2 separate regions of the Homo sapiens genome follow, and region 1 is linked to region 2. Evidence: chromatin loops called from intact Hi-C (ENCODE). Cell type or tissue: IMR-90. All regions are shown on one strand. Links, peaks and the distances in the headings refer to the core of each region. The heading gives the core; the rest is flanking DNA.

Region 1 (6,908 bases), core at 1,745-4,244, 620 kb after region 2:
CTCGCTCTGTCGCCCAGGCCGGACTGCGGACTGCAGTGGCGCAATCTCGGCTCACTGCAAGCTCCGCTTCCCGGGTTCACGCCATTCTCCTGCCTCAGCCTCCCGAGTAGCTGGGACTACAGGCGCCCGCCACCGCGCCCGGCTAATTTTTTGTATTTTTAGTAGAGACGGGGTTTCACCTTGTTAACCAGGATGGTCTCGATCTCCTGACCTCATGATCCACCCGCCTCGGCCTCCCAAAGTGCTGGGATTACAGGCGTGAGCCACCGCGCCCGGCCCAGAGATTCTTTTTTTATTTTTTTGAGACAGAGTCTGACGCCCAGGCTGAAGTGCAGTGGCACGATCTTGGCTCACCGCAACCTCTGCCTCCCCAGTTCAAGCGATTCTCCTGCCTCAGCCTCCCGAGCAGCTTGGATTACAGGCGCCCACCACCACGCCTGACTAATTCTTTTGTATTTTTAGTAGAGATGGGGTTTCACCATATTGGCCAGGCTGGTCTCAAACTCCTGACCTCAAGTGATCCACCCGCCTCAACCTCCCAAAGTGCTGGGATTACAGACATGAGCCATCGTGTCCGGCCCCATAGCAGAGATTCTTAACTTGGGGTCCAGGAAGCCCCTGAAATTGCATGCAAAATATTAGCATTAACATGTTTTTTAGAGGGAGGGCCCCTTGCATTCATCATTTTCTCTGGTGCTCACAAGACTTCAAAATGTTAAGAAACACTGGGGTAAATGAAGAAGCAAGCACCTCCAGGAAGGAGGTCCCGCACCACCATGCACAGAGTGTCTGCAATGCAGAACCAGAGAGGACCTTTGGGATGGTCCACTGTGGTTGAGCCACCATACTCAAAGATGGGGACCCTTGATAGATGCCTTGACGAAGCAAGCAGAAGGTCACCAGGAAGTTCTCTGTCCTCCACCATCTATCCGTTTTATGGACTAAAAAATAGTCACAAGATTGAAGTGCTTTTGCTTCCTAGGAAACATGGTGTCATTCATTCATTTATTCAGCCAACATTAACTGAGGCCCCATTGTGTGCCAAGAAATGTGCTAGACCCTGGGACCACGTGCTTCTCACGCTGAAGATTCCCAGTAGAGAAGACACATAACAAACTGCCCGTAGAATGGGGCTGCCTTATTCATTTATGTATTCTCCAAGCCTCGCCCAGTGCCCAGCACGTAGTAGGAGCTCAATAAATAATAAGTGCCTTGGGCAGTAAGATAATGTCGTGGGTAAACCTCTGGCATTTAGAATCAGAGAACCTGGGTTTGAATCACAGCTTGTCCACTTCTTTGGTGTGTGACTCTGGGCAGGCCACATCATCTTGCTGAGACTCGATTTCTTCATAATGTAACATGGTGTGAACCTGCATCACAGAGTCTTGTGGGGATTATGGGAACTAAACTGTGAAAAGAGGCTGGGTGTGGAGGCTCGCGACTCTAATCCCAGCACTTTGGGAGGTCAAGGCAGGCGGATCACTGGAGCCCAGGAGTTTGAGACCAGCCTGGGCAGCATAGCAAAACCCCATCTCTACAAAAAAAAAAAGTACAAAAATTAGCCAGGCTCAGTGATGCATACTTGTAGTCTCAGCTACTCAGGAGGCTGAGGTGGGAGAATCACTTGAGCCTGGGAGGTGAGGTTGCAGTGAGCCCAGATCATGCCACGCACTCCAGCCTGGGTGACAGAGCCAGATCCCATCTCAAAAAAAATAAAGAATAAAATAAACTGTGTAGAGAGCCTGGTATACACGAAGTGCTTGATAAGTATAGCTATTGGAGTTAATATCAATACCATAATGTCAAAGAGCCCTGGTAAACACTCTGGGCTCCTGTCTGCCTTCTGAAAAACAAGGATTAAGCAGATCCCCTCTGTCTCTTCTGTACTAGGATCCTAGGAACTACAAATGGTGATTGTTTTAGGTGGGTGTGGAGCATCATCTTGTGGAAGAGAGGAAAATTGACAAAAATGTCGCAGTTTCCTATTAAGAATATATATTGGAATTCACAGTTTTTAAAATATGAGTACATATACCAAAAATGCCCTAATGCAAGGTGATCCCCAAATCCAATCAATTTTTCCAATGGACTAATAACAAATATTTGCCAGGGAGAAAATAAAAATGTGTTTGAGAATCACATGGATCAATGGGGAAAAACATAAAAATAAATGAAAAATAAAAATATGTTGGCATAGCCCTAATTACATAAGCTTAAGGGAAATCAAATATGCACTTCCAATATTTCGTTAATTTATTTAGATACAGCTATACATTTGTATATGTTATGGGGTAATATACAAATATTACTCTTTTCCACTTTCAGTTTTCAAAAAGATTTTGTAACTCAAGCTCTTCACAGGCATCTCCCACTTAGTGGTTTTCCCTCTCCAAGGCAATTTTTGAATCTTCTAAGCCTGTGTTTCAGGGCTCAGTATTTTTTACTCTGTTAAGCAGAGTGAGAGACAGGCTGTCATGAATCTGGACATTTTTATTTTTAATTTTTTTTAGACAGGGTCTCATTCTGTTGCCCAGGCTGGAGTGCAGTGGTTTGATCACAGCTCACTGCAGCCTCGACTTCCCAGGCTCAGGTGATCCTCCCACTTCAGCCTCCCTAGTAGCTACGGGCACATGCCACATGCCCGGCTAATTTTTTTGTATATTTTGTAGAGATGGAGTTTTACTATGCTGCCCAGGCTGGAAATCTGGACATTCTTAACAAACCTCAGTGACATATTTATGCGTTGTTAGGGCATTTTTAAAATGCATCCTATAGGTGCATACTTATGGCCTCCACAGTATCAATGTGGGATTTACTTTCTTTCCTTTTTTTTTTTTTTTTTTTTTTTTTTTTTTTTTTTTGAGACAGTCTGGCTGGAGTGCAGTGATGCCATCTCGGCTCACTGCAACCTCCGCCTCTGGGGTCAAGTGATTTTCCTGCCTCAGCCTCCCAAGTAGCTGGGATTACAGGCGCCTGCCACCACGCCTGGCTAATTTTTTTGTATTTTTAGTAGAGACGAGGTTTCATCATGTTAGCCAGGCTGGTCTCAAACTCCTGGCCTCAAGCGATCCTCCCGCCTCGGCCTCCCAAAGTGCTGGATTACAGGCGAGAGCCACCGCGCCTGGTCGCTAGTTGAGATCTTTAAAAGCCAATGTGTCTACCACAAACTGTCAGTTTGCTCTTCAAAATGAAGTTCTTGAGAGAACAGCGCCCCCTAAAGACAATTTTTTAAAAGATTACCTCCTTCCTGTGGATTATTGGTGAGGGGATAGGGGAGACCTAAATATACGCAACAAAACAAGTAGTAAAGGGGTGAGTATGTCTTTGCTTTTAGAAAATAAAGAGTCAATCCCAGGCCCCAGGACTCCCGGGGCTCAGCCCAAGCCCCCATCCCCTCACCCCAAGGAGCCAGCACCTTCTGATTCCGGGGCAGACACTACTGAGTTCCCGTAGGGAGACAAGGTCTGCTCCTGCAGCAGGAAATAGGGGATGGAGAGGTGGGGGCAGCCCAGCTCCAGGACACCCTGGGAAACTCCCAGCCTGAGAACCTTCCTCTCAAGGAAGCCCAAGGGGCACTTGGCTCCATCTCCAGCCTTTTTTCCTGGCAACCTCAAATGGAAAGAGAAAATTCCTCTTTCAAAGCTCAGCAAATTTTCTGTTTCCAATTAAAACAAAACAAAACAAAACAAAAAAACCCAAACAAACAAAACAAAGTTCAGTTTCAGTTTCCATTCTCAGCCGGCAGGAGAGATGGCTGCTGAACTAAGGCAGCCCAGCAGAGGGAGGCTCAGCTGATGCCTGGAGGGCCCCCTAGCCCTCTCTGCACCCTAAAAAGAGGAAAGTAAGCTTAGTGATTCTTCCGTCGGTGGCTCACGCCTGTAATCCCAGCACTTTGGGAGCCCAAGGCGGGCAGATCACCTGAGGTCAGGAGTTTGAGACCAGCCTGGCCAACATGGTGAAACCCCGTTTCTACTAAAAATACCAAAAATACCAAAAATTAGCCGGGCGTGGTGTCAGGTGCCTGTAATCCCAGCTACACAGGAGGCTGAGGTGGGAGAATCCCTTGAACCCGGGAGGCAGAGGTTGCGGTGAGCTGAGATCACGCCATGGGTGACAGAGCAAGACTCTGTATCAAAAAAAAAAAAAAAAAGAAAGAAAAAGGGCAGCTAACTCTCTCTCTAACCCACACCATCTCCCTGCCCTTCTGCAGTTCTGTGGCCTACTGGACAAAGGCTGGGAGTTGCCCCTTACAGGGCTGGGCAGAAGCAGAGACGATTCATTCCTGGTCCCACAGAGATGGCAGGCTTCCAGGACCTGTATGACACCCCTGGGGACAGGCTGGATGTCTTCATAAAACATCCTTCCAGTCTGCCTTCGTAAAACAGCCTCCAGCCCCAGGGAGACTGGAAGGATGAAGTGAAGGATGCCGGGCATTGAACTGAGCAGTTCTTGAGGGATCAGTTCTTCTATAATGAGCTGATTCTGGACCAGGAAGTCAGGGTGCTGAAGATGGCAAAGGTGAGCACTCAGGAACCCCCGGGGTTCAAATCCCAGCTCTGCCCTGTGGGACTGTGGGGCTGTGGGATAGGTAAGGGATGAGTTATTTTGTCTCTCTGAGCATCGGTCTCTTCCTCTCTAAAACCGGTTTCTAATGAACAATAAATGGGATAAAGCATAGAAAAGTGCTCTTAAGCAGTAAACTATTCTACAAATCTGGATGATGATGATGATGATGATGATGATGATGATGATGATTTGGGATCCAGCTCTCTAAGTGCCAGGGAATCAAGTGGACTATGGGTAGCAGGTTTGTATAAAATTTATGCCTTTTGGCCAGGCACAGTGGCTCACACCTGTAATCCCAGCACTTTGGGACGCTGAGTGGGGAGGATCACTTGAACCCAGGAGTTCAAGGCCAGCCTGGGCAACATTGCAAGACCTCATCTCAATTATTTAAAATTTTAAACTTTTTTATATATTATTTAAAAAAAATTTTTAAAGAAATTAAAATAAAATTTATGCCTTTTGTTTCCTCTTTAACCAGCCCCACTTAACCCCTAAAGTCATCAAGATCATCTATATTTTCCTTCTAAAATGGCACTGACTGGCCGGGCGCGGTGGCTCACGCCTGTAATCTCGGTACTTTGGGAGGCCAAGGCAGGCGGAACACGAGGTCAGGAGATCGAGACCATCCTGGCTAACATGGTGAAACCCCGTCTCTACTATAAAAATACAAAAAAAAACTTAGTCAGGTGTGGTGGCAGGCGCCTGTAATCCCAGCTACTCGGGAGGCTGAGGCAGGAGAATGGTGTGAACCCGGGAGGCAGAGCTTGCAGTGAGCTGAGATCACGCCACTCCAGCCTGGGTGACAGAGTGAGACTCGATCTCAAAAAAAAAAAAAAAAAGTAAAAAAATAAAATGGCGCTGACTGATTTTGTTAGAAACTACCTAGCAATTAGGTAATATCAGAGGGTACTCTCTGGGTTCAGAGGGTTTGTTAGAGGCTGACCATGGAATCAAATACGTATTTATAGCATGGTTTCCCCTGGGAAAGTACTAAACTATAGTTCAACTTTTAACATATCACCCTAAATCAAAAATGCCTTAACCATAAATCTAGATTTGGTTTATTTTGCTAGAATGAAAGACATCTAACATTATCTTAAGCAAATCAGACTTCACCTGGGAGTGGCAATGGCTGCCGAGAATACGACTGAAAAGGAAGGAAATGCAGCTTTAATGAATCTTCAGGCCAGGCACAGTGGTTCTCGCCTGTAATCCCGGCACTTTGAGAAGCCAATGTAGGCAGATTGCTTGAGCCCAGGAGCTCAAGACCAGCCTGGGCAACATCACGAAAACTTGTCTCTACAAAAAGCACAAAAAAATTAGCCAGGTATGGTAGCATCCACCTGTGGTCCCAGCTACTCGGGAGGCTGAGGTGGGAGGATCACTTGAGGCCAGGAGGTCGAGGCTGCAGTGAGCTGTGGTCATGCCGCTGCACTGTAGCCTGGGTGACAGTGTCTCAAAAAAAGAATCTTTAAATACGGAGTCGAAGGCAAATAATCAGGAGTGTTACTAGCAAACCCTGAGCTTCAAAACAGAAATTCGAGCTTCCATGGTTGCTTAAAAAGATACAACTTTGCCCTTCTGGCTTCTGGCTCGTCCACACATCTGCATGTGCCCTAAGGTCCCTCTGCTGCAGAGCTCTGGCAGCATCTTTGCTTTCCAGATCCAAAACAAAAACACAAAGAAAAGGGGAATCCCGATCAGAACCAGAAATAGAATGCGTATTCTCTTAAGAATGGGTTCGAGGGTGTTCAAGTACTTTAACATATGTTATAATAAAGTTCTTCTACTGATTGAAAGGCACTGTCTTGATGGGAGGCGCACCATTCATATGATCTCAAACACTCACAACGTGAAGTTCCTATTCCCGCCTCTACGGGGATGTGTTTCAAATGGAGACTATTTGTCTGTATAAGAAAAAAATGCATTTTACCTTTCCTCTTGCTCTCTCAACCATCTCTATTTCCAGAGGTGGAAACGCCCCTAGAATACCTATTTCCACCAGTTTTGACCAGCACAGAAAATGCCTACAACAAAGTTATCTATAGAGCTAGAGATCCTGTCTGAATAAACATCGGTAAACAAGCAACAAGAAGGACTTTGTTTCTGTATTGGGAAGAAGGGAGTACATTGCATATAATTCAACATTTGCTTGAGCTTTTCAAGCACTAAGTTTTCTTCCTTTCTGGTTTTTTTTTTCTTTTTTCTTTTTTTTTTTTTTGAGACAGTATTGCTCTGTTGCCCAGGCTGGAGTTCAGTGGTGGCACAATTTCGGCTTACTGCAACTTCCACCTCCCAGGTTCAAGCAATTCTCGTGCCTCAGCCTCAGCCTCCCAAGTAGC
Region 2 (6,908 bases), core at 2,854-5,353:
GTAATAATATGTAATAATTACGTTCATATGTATATTTTTGCATAAATTTATTCCTCCATCCCAGTGTACTATTCCTTTCTTTGGTGGCAATTCTCTCTCTCTTTTTTTTTTTTTTTTTTGAGACAAAGTTTCATTCTTGTTGCCCAGGCTGGCATGCAATGACGCGATCTGGGCTCCCTGCAACCTCCGCCTCCCGGGTTCAAGCGATTCTCTCCTACCTCAGCCTCCCGAGTAGCTGGCATTACAGACACCCGCCACCACACCTGGCTAATTTTTTTGTATTTTTAACTAGAGACGGGTTTTCACCATGTTGGCCAGGCTGGTCTCAAACTCCTGACCTCATGATCTGCCCGCCTCGGCCTCCCAAAGTGCTGGGATTACAGGCGTGAGCCACCGTGCCCGGCCCCAGCCTCTCTTTAAAATTATTTTTATTTATTATTATTTTTTAAGAGACGGGGTCTCACTCTGCCATCCAGGCTAGAATACAGTGGCGAGATCATAACTCACTGCAGCCTCCATCTCCTGGGCTCAAGCGATCCTACCTCACCCTCCCGAGTAGCTGTACTACAGGTGCGCATCACCACATCTGGCTTTTTTCTTTTCTTTTTTTCTTTTAAGATTGTGTCTCACTGTGTCTCCCAGGCTGGAGTGCGTAGCTCACTGCAGCCTCTAATTCATGGGCTCGAGCAATCGTCCTACCTCAGCCTCCCAAGTAGCGAGGACTATATAGAGACATGGTCTTGTTGCCCAAGCTAGACTGGAACTCCTGGCCTCAAGCGATTTTCCTGCCTTGGCCTCTCAAAGCACTGGGATGACCTGACTGAAGGCAATTCTCTGGAATGGGAGGCAATGTGGGGTTCTGGGCCGGTCTTCCCAGGTTAAGAGGCCTGCGACTGAATTTTGGCTCTTTCACTTCCTTGCTCTTTTACTGTGGATATGTCACCTAACTTCTGGGAACCTAACAGTTGCCTGCTTTTTATTTATTTATTTTTATTTTATTGTTTGAGACAGGGTCTCACTCTGTTGCCCAGACTGGCGTGCAGTGGCACGATCTTGGCTCATTGCAACCTCCACCTCCCAGGTTCAAGCAATTCTCCTGCCTCAGCCTCCTGAGTAGCTGGGATTACAGGTGTGCACCACCACACCAAGCTAATTTTTGTATTTTTAGTAGAGACGAGGTTCCACTATGTTGGCCAGACTGGTCTCGAACTCCTGACCTCAAGTGATCCACCTGCCTCAGCCACCACGCCCAGCTAATTTTTGTATTTTTAGTAGAGACCGGGTTTGCTGTGTTGGCCAGGCTGGTCTTGAACTCCTGACCCAAGTGATCCTCCTACCTCAGCCTCCCAAAGTGCTGGGATTACAGCGGTGAGCCACTGCGCCTGGACAGTTTGCTTCTTTTTAAAACAAAGATCAGGATACCTACCAATCTCACAGGATTGTTGCAAAAAGTAAATTCTTTAAAAAGTGTGTGTGAAGTCAGGAAGCTGAGGCAGGAGAATCTCTTGAACCCAGGAGGCGGCGTTTGCAGTGAGCTGAGATCGCGCCACTGCACTCCAGCCTGGGCGACAGAGCGAGACTCCGTCTCAAAAAAAACCAAAAAACAAAAAAAAGTATGTGAAGTGCCAAGTACTGTGCCTCATGCCAGCTATATATGTTGAACAAATAGTCATTAAGTGGAATTATTCAGTCAGAAAATGGTTTTATAGTTCCTGTAACAGTTCCAGATGGTTCTTCAGGAAGATTTACCTAATTGCGAGGATGGCTAGCCATGTGTAATGGTGTCTCTTTTTCCAATATCGCAGGCCATCATTTTTACACATTTTTCCTAGTCTAGACAGTATGTAATGGTATGGCAGGGTTATTTTAATTTTCATTTATTTAATTCTAGTGAGGCCATGCATTTTTCCTTGGGATGATTTATTAGCTTTATTTCTTTGCCTAACAACTATTTTCTAACACTGTAATTTTCACTGGCTTATCCCTGCAGACATGATGTTAGGTTTTGACAGAGCATGTTGTTGACCTTTTTTTTTTTTTTTTTTTGAAACGGAGCCTTGCTCTGTTGCCCAGGCTGGAGTGCAATGGCGCGATCTCGGCTCACTGCAACCTCTGCCTCCTGGGTTCAAGCAATTCTCCTGCCTCAGCCTCTGGAGTAGCTGGGATTACAGGTGCCTGCCACCATGCCCAGCTAATTTTTGTATTTTTATTAGAGACGAGGTTTCACCATATTGGCCAGGCTGGTCTTGAACTCCTGACCTCAAGTCACACTTTGAGAGGCCGAGACCAGGCAGGCCAGAGTGCTGGGATTATAGGCGTAGCCACCACATCCAGCCTGACCCTTTTTTTTTCTGGAGAAAGAGGGTTAGGGGGAGAGAGAGAAGCAAAAGGAAACTCTCCAAAGAAGGGATTGAGGCTACAGTGAAAACTCATCCCTAGAGCAGCTCTGTCCAGTAGAACTGGCGAGGGTGCCACAATGTCTGCATATGTCTGTCCCATATAGTCCAGCATGTGTCCACAAAGCACTTGGAACGCGGCTACTGTGACTGAGGAATTTTTAATTTTATCTAACTTAAATTTAAATTCAAATACAAGGGAGGGGACAGGCACAGTGGCTCACACTTGTAATCTCAGCACTTTGGGAGGCTGAGGCAGGAGGATCACTCTAGCCTACGAGATCGAGACCAGCCTGGGCAACACAACGAAACCTGGTCTCTACAAAAAATACAAAAGTTAACCGAGTGTGGTGGTACACACCTGTGGTCCCAGTTCCTTGGGAGGCTGAGGTGAGAGGATCACTTGAGCCCAGGAGGTTGAGGCTGCAGTAAGCCATGAGTACACCGCTGCACTCCAGCCTGGGTGACAAAGTGAGACTCTGCCTCACAAATAAATAAATAAATAAATAAATACAAGGGAGGCTGAGGCAGGAGTTCAAAGCTGCAGTGAGGTATGATCAGGCCACTTTACTCCACCCTGGGCAACAGAGTGAGCCCCTGTCTCTAAAAATAATAATATAAATACATAAATAAATAAATAAACAAACAAAAATAGCCACCTCATTGATGACACCTCATTTTCTTTTTTCTTTTTTTTTTTTTTTGAGACGTAGCCTCATTCTGTCGCCCAGGCTGGAGTGCAGTGGCACAATATCGGCTCACTGCAACCTCCGCCTCCCGGGTTCAAGCGATTCTCCTGCCTCAGCCTCCGGAGTAGCTGGGACTACAGGCGCTGGCCACCACGCCCAGCTAATTTTTGTATTTTTAGTAGAGACGGGGTTTCACCATATTGGCCAGGCTGGTCTCGAACTCCTGACCTCGTGATCCTCCCACCTCGGCCTCCCAAAGTGCTGGGATTACAGGCATGAGCCACCGTGCCCGGCCCAGATGGCACCTCATTTTCCTTTGGAAAAATAAGGGGAAAAAGGAGACAAAAAAAGGGGCCTACAAAGTCAACTCAGGAGTGTCCTCACACATATAGAAGGACTCGAATTTAGACTTTTGGCATTGTTCCGGAGAGAGATGGTCCCAGAGACTATTGGTTTTGACAAAATGCTGTGTTCAGTTTGTGAAAATTTATCAAGGTATACACTGATGATATTTCCACTTTTTTTTTTTTTTGAGACAGGGTCTCACTTTGCCACCCAGGCTGGTATGCATAGGCATGATTACTGGTCACTGCAACCTTCACTTCCTGGGCCTTGGGTGATCCTCCCACCTCAGCCTCTGGAGTAGGTGGGACCATAGGCATGCACCACATTGCCCAGCTAATTAAAAAAATTTTTTTGTAGAGACGAGATTTAGCCATGTTGCCCAGGTTGGTCTCAAATGCCTGGTCTCAAGCAATCTATCTGCATTGGCCTCTGAAAGTGTTGGGATTACAGGTGTGAGCCACCGCTCCTGGCCCCCCCCCTTTTTTTTTTTTTTTGAGACAGGGTCTTGCTCTGTCACCAAGGCTGAAGTGCAGTGGTGGGATCACCACTCACTGAAGCCTCGACCTCTCGACCTCCTGGGCTCAAGTGATCTCGCCTCAACCTCCTGAGTAGCTGAGACTACAGGCATGCACTACCACATCCAGCTATTTTTAAATTTTTTTAATTTTTTTTGAGATGGGGGTCTCACTATGTTGCCCAGGCTGGTCTGATCTGACCTTAAGCAATCCTCCTACTTGGGCCTCCCAAAGTGTTGGGATTACAGGGGTGAGCCACCATGCCTGCCCCACTTTTCTATATGCACTTTACACTTCCATAAAAAGTTAAACAAAATTTAGCCCATTCTATGTTACCTTCTTTTGACATTTACCTGGTTTTCAATTTAGCAGAAATCTCAAAAAAAAAAAAAAAGTGGTCTGTGACTCGCTCTGGACACCTGACAGCCCCTAGAGGGCGCTCATTCTGCATGAGAGACTTTTTCTTTTTTTTCTTTTTTCTTTTTTTTTTTTTGAGACGGAGTGTCGCTCTTGTTGCCCAGGCTGGAGTGCAATGGCGTGATCTTGGCTCACTGCAACCTCCGCCTCCCAGGTTCAAGCGATTCTCCTGCCTTAGCCTCCGGAGTAGCTGGGATTACAGGTATGCACCATCAAGCCCGGCTAATTTTGTATTTTTAGTAGAGACGGGGTTTCTCCATGTTGGTCAGGCTGGTCTCAAACTCCTGACCTCAGGTGATCCGCCCACCTTAGCCTTCCAAAGTGCTGGATTACAGGCCTGAGCCACCGTTCCCAGCTGTACACTTTAAATGAGTGAATTCTGGCCAGGCACGGTGGCTTACACCTGTAATCCCAGCACTTTGGGAGGCTGAGGCGTGCTGATCACAAGGTCAGGAGTTTGAGACCAGCCTGGCCAATGCGGTGAAACCCCGTCTCTACTGAAAATACAAAAATTAGCTGGGCATGGTGGCAGGCGCCTGTAATCCCAGCTACTCGGGAGGCTGAGGCAGGAGAATCGCTTGAGCCTAGATCGTGCCACTGCACTCCAGCCTGGACGACAGAGTGAGACTCCATCTTAAATAAATAAATAAATAAATGAAGTGTACAATTCAATAGTTTTTAGTGTGTCCACAGACTTATGCAACTATCAGCACGGTGAAATTGAGAACATTTTCAAAATAAATAAATAAGTGTACAATTCAATGGTTTTTAGTGTGTCCACAGACTTATGCAACTATCAGCACGGTGAAATTGAGAACATTTTCAAAATAAATAAATAAATAAATAAAGTGTACAATTCAATGGCTTTTAGTGTGTCCACAGACTTCTGCAACTATCAGAATGGTGAAATTGAGAACATTTTCAAAATAAATAAATAAATAAATAAGTGTACAGTCCAATGGTTTTTAGTGTGTCCACAGACTTATGCAACTATCAGCACCGTGAAATTAAGAACATTTTCAAAAGAAACCCTGTAGTCCTTAGCTATCACTTCCCTCTCCAGTCCCTGGCAAGCACTAATCTACCGTCTGTCTCTGTGCCTTTGCCTATCTCAGACATTTCAAATGAATGGAATCACATACTGTGTGTCCTTTTAGCATTTATACACTTCCACTTAGCATTATGGGCTTTTTTTTTCTTTTTTTGAGTCGGAGTTTTGCTCTTGTTGCCCAGGCTGGAGTGCAGTGATGCGATCTCAGCTCACTGTGCAACCTCTGCCTCCTGGGTTCAAGAGATTCTCCCGCCTCAGCCTCCCGAGTACCTGGGATTACAGGCGTCCACCACGACACCCAGCTAAGTTTTTGTATTTTTAGTAGACATGGGGTTTCACCATGTTGGCCAGGCTGGTCTCAAACTCCTGACCTCAGGTGATCCACCTGCCTCGGCCTCCCAAAGTGCGGGATCACAGGTGTGAGCCACCGCGCCCGGCCGCCAGCATTACATTTTTACGGTTCACCATTTTGTAGCACCTATCAGAATTTCATTCCTAGGCCGGGTGCAGTGGCTCACGCCTGTAATCTCAGCACTTTGGGAGGCCAAGTTGGGCAGATCACTTAAGGTTAGGAGTTCGAGACCAGCCTGGCCAACATAGTGAAACCTCGTCTCTAGTAAAAATACAAAATTAGCCAGGTGTTGTGGCACACGCCTGTAATCCCAGCTACTCTGGAGCCTGAAGTGGGAGAATCTCTTGAACCTGGTAAGAGAAGGTTGCAGTGAGCCGAGATTGCACCACTGCACTTCAGCAAGGGCGAGAGAGTGAGATTCTGTCTTAGAAAAAAAAAAAAAAGCTGGGCGCGGTGGCTCACGCCTGTAATCCCAGCACTTTGGGAGGCTGAGGCTGGCGGATCACGAGGTCAGGAGATCGAGACCATCCTGCCTAACACAGTGAAACCCCATCCCTACTAAAAAAAAATACAAAAAATTAGCCAGACATGGTGGCGGGCGCCTGTAGTCCCAGCTACTCTGGAGGCTGAAGCAGGAGAATGGTGTGAACCTGGGAGGTGGAGCTTGCAGTGAGCCGAGATGGTGCCACTGCATTCCAGCCTGGGTGACAAAGCGAGACTCCATCCCAAAAAAAAAAAAAAAAAGAACTTCATTCCTTTTTATAGCCAAATAGGATTCCATGGCATGAACAGAGCGCATTCTGTTTATCTGCTCATCTATTGATGGATATCTGGATGGTGTCCACCTTTTGTCTATTATGTGCTATGGCCCATGCCTGTAATCCCAGCACTTTGGGAGACCGAGGTGGGCGGATCACTTGAGGTCAGGAGTTGGAGACCGGGCTGGCCAACGTGGTGAAACCGTCTCTACTAAAAATACAAAATTAGCCGGGCATGGTGGCAGTGCCCGTAGTCCCAGCTACTTGAGAGGCCGAGGTACAAGAATCACTTTAACCCAGGAGGTGGAGGTTGCAGTGAGCCAAGATCGCATCACTGCACTCCAGCCTGGGTGACAGAGCGAGACTCTGTAAAAGAAAAAAAAAA

The links. A loop is a pair of places that touch in the nucleus more often than their neighbours do. Peaks named below come from ENCODE experiments on the same cell type or tissue, not always from the same donor. Only the 100,000 strongest peaks of a DNase experiment are listed, where the experiment ranks them.
Region 1: a loop joins it to region 2, with 34 times the contacts of the local background. A loop is called at or near these places in 2 of 110 quality-filtered maps.

The regions. Positions count from the first base shown.
Region 1 is chr12:121,057,059-121,063,966 of GRCh38, reverse strand. LOC105378258 (a long non-coding RNA gene) reads left to right here. Exons shown (of 4, transcript XR_007063492.1): 4 at 4,211-4,677. It also overlaps the pseudogene OASL2P. Among named protein-coding and RNA genes, the nearest start is that of OASL, 21 kb to the right of the region's middle. RefSeq lists enhancers at 3,386-3,565, 3,586-3,755, 3,876-3,965. In IMR-90, for the core only: CTCF peaks have their summits at 1,931, 3,211 and 3,751 (motif pointing right); no DNase peak of the experiment used is centred there; H3K4me3 peaks cover 182 bases.
Region 2 is chr12:121,679,709-121,686,616 of GRCh38, reverse strand. The region is part of intron 1 of LOC105370034 (a long non-coding RNA gene); the gene reads right to left. Among named protein-coding and RNA genes, the nearest start is that of MORN3, 14 kb to the right of the region's middle. In IMR-90, for the core only: a CTCF peak has its summit at 4,366 (motif pointing right); a DNase peak (open chromatin) is centred at 4,366.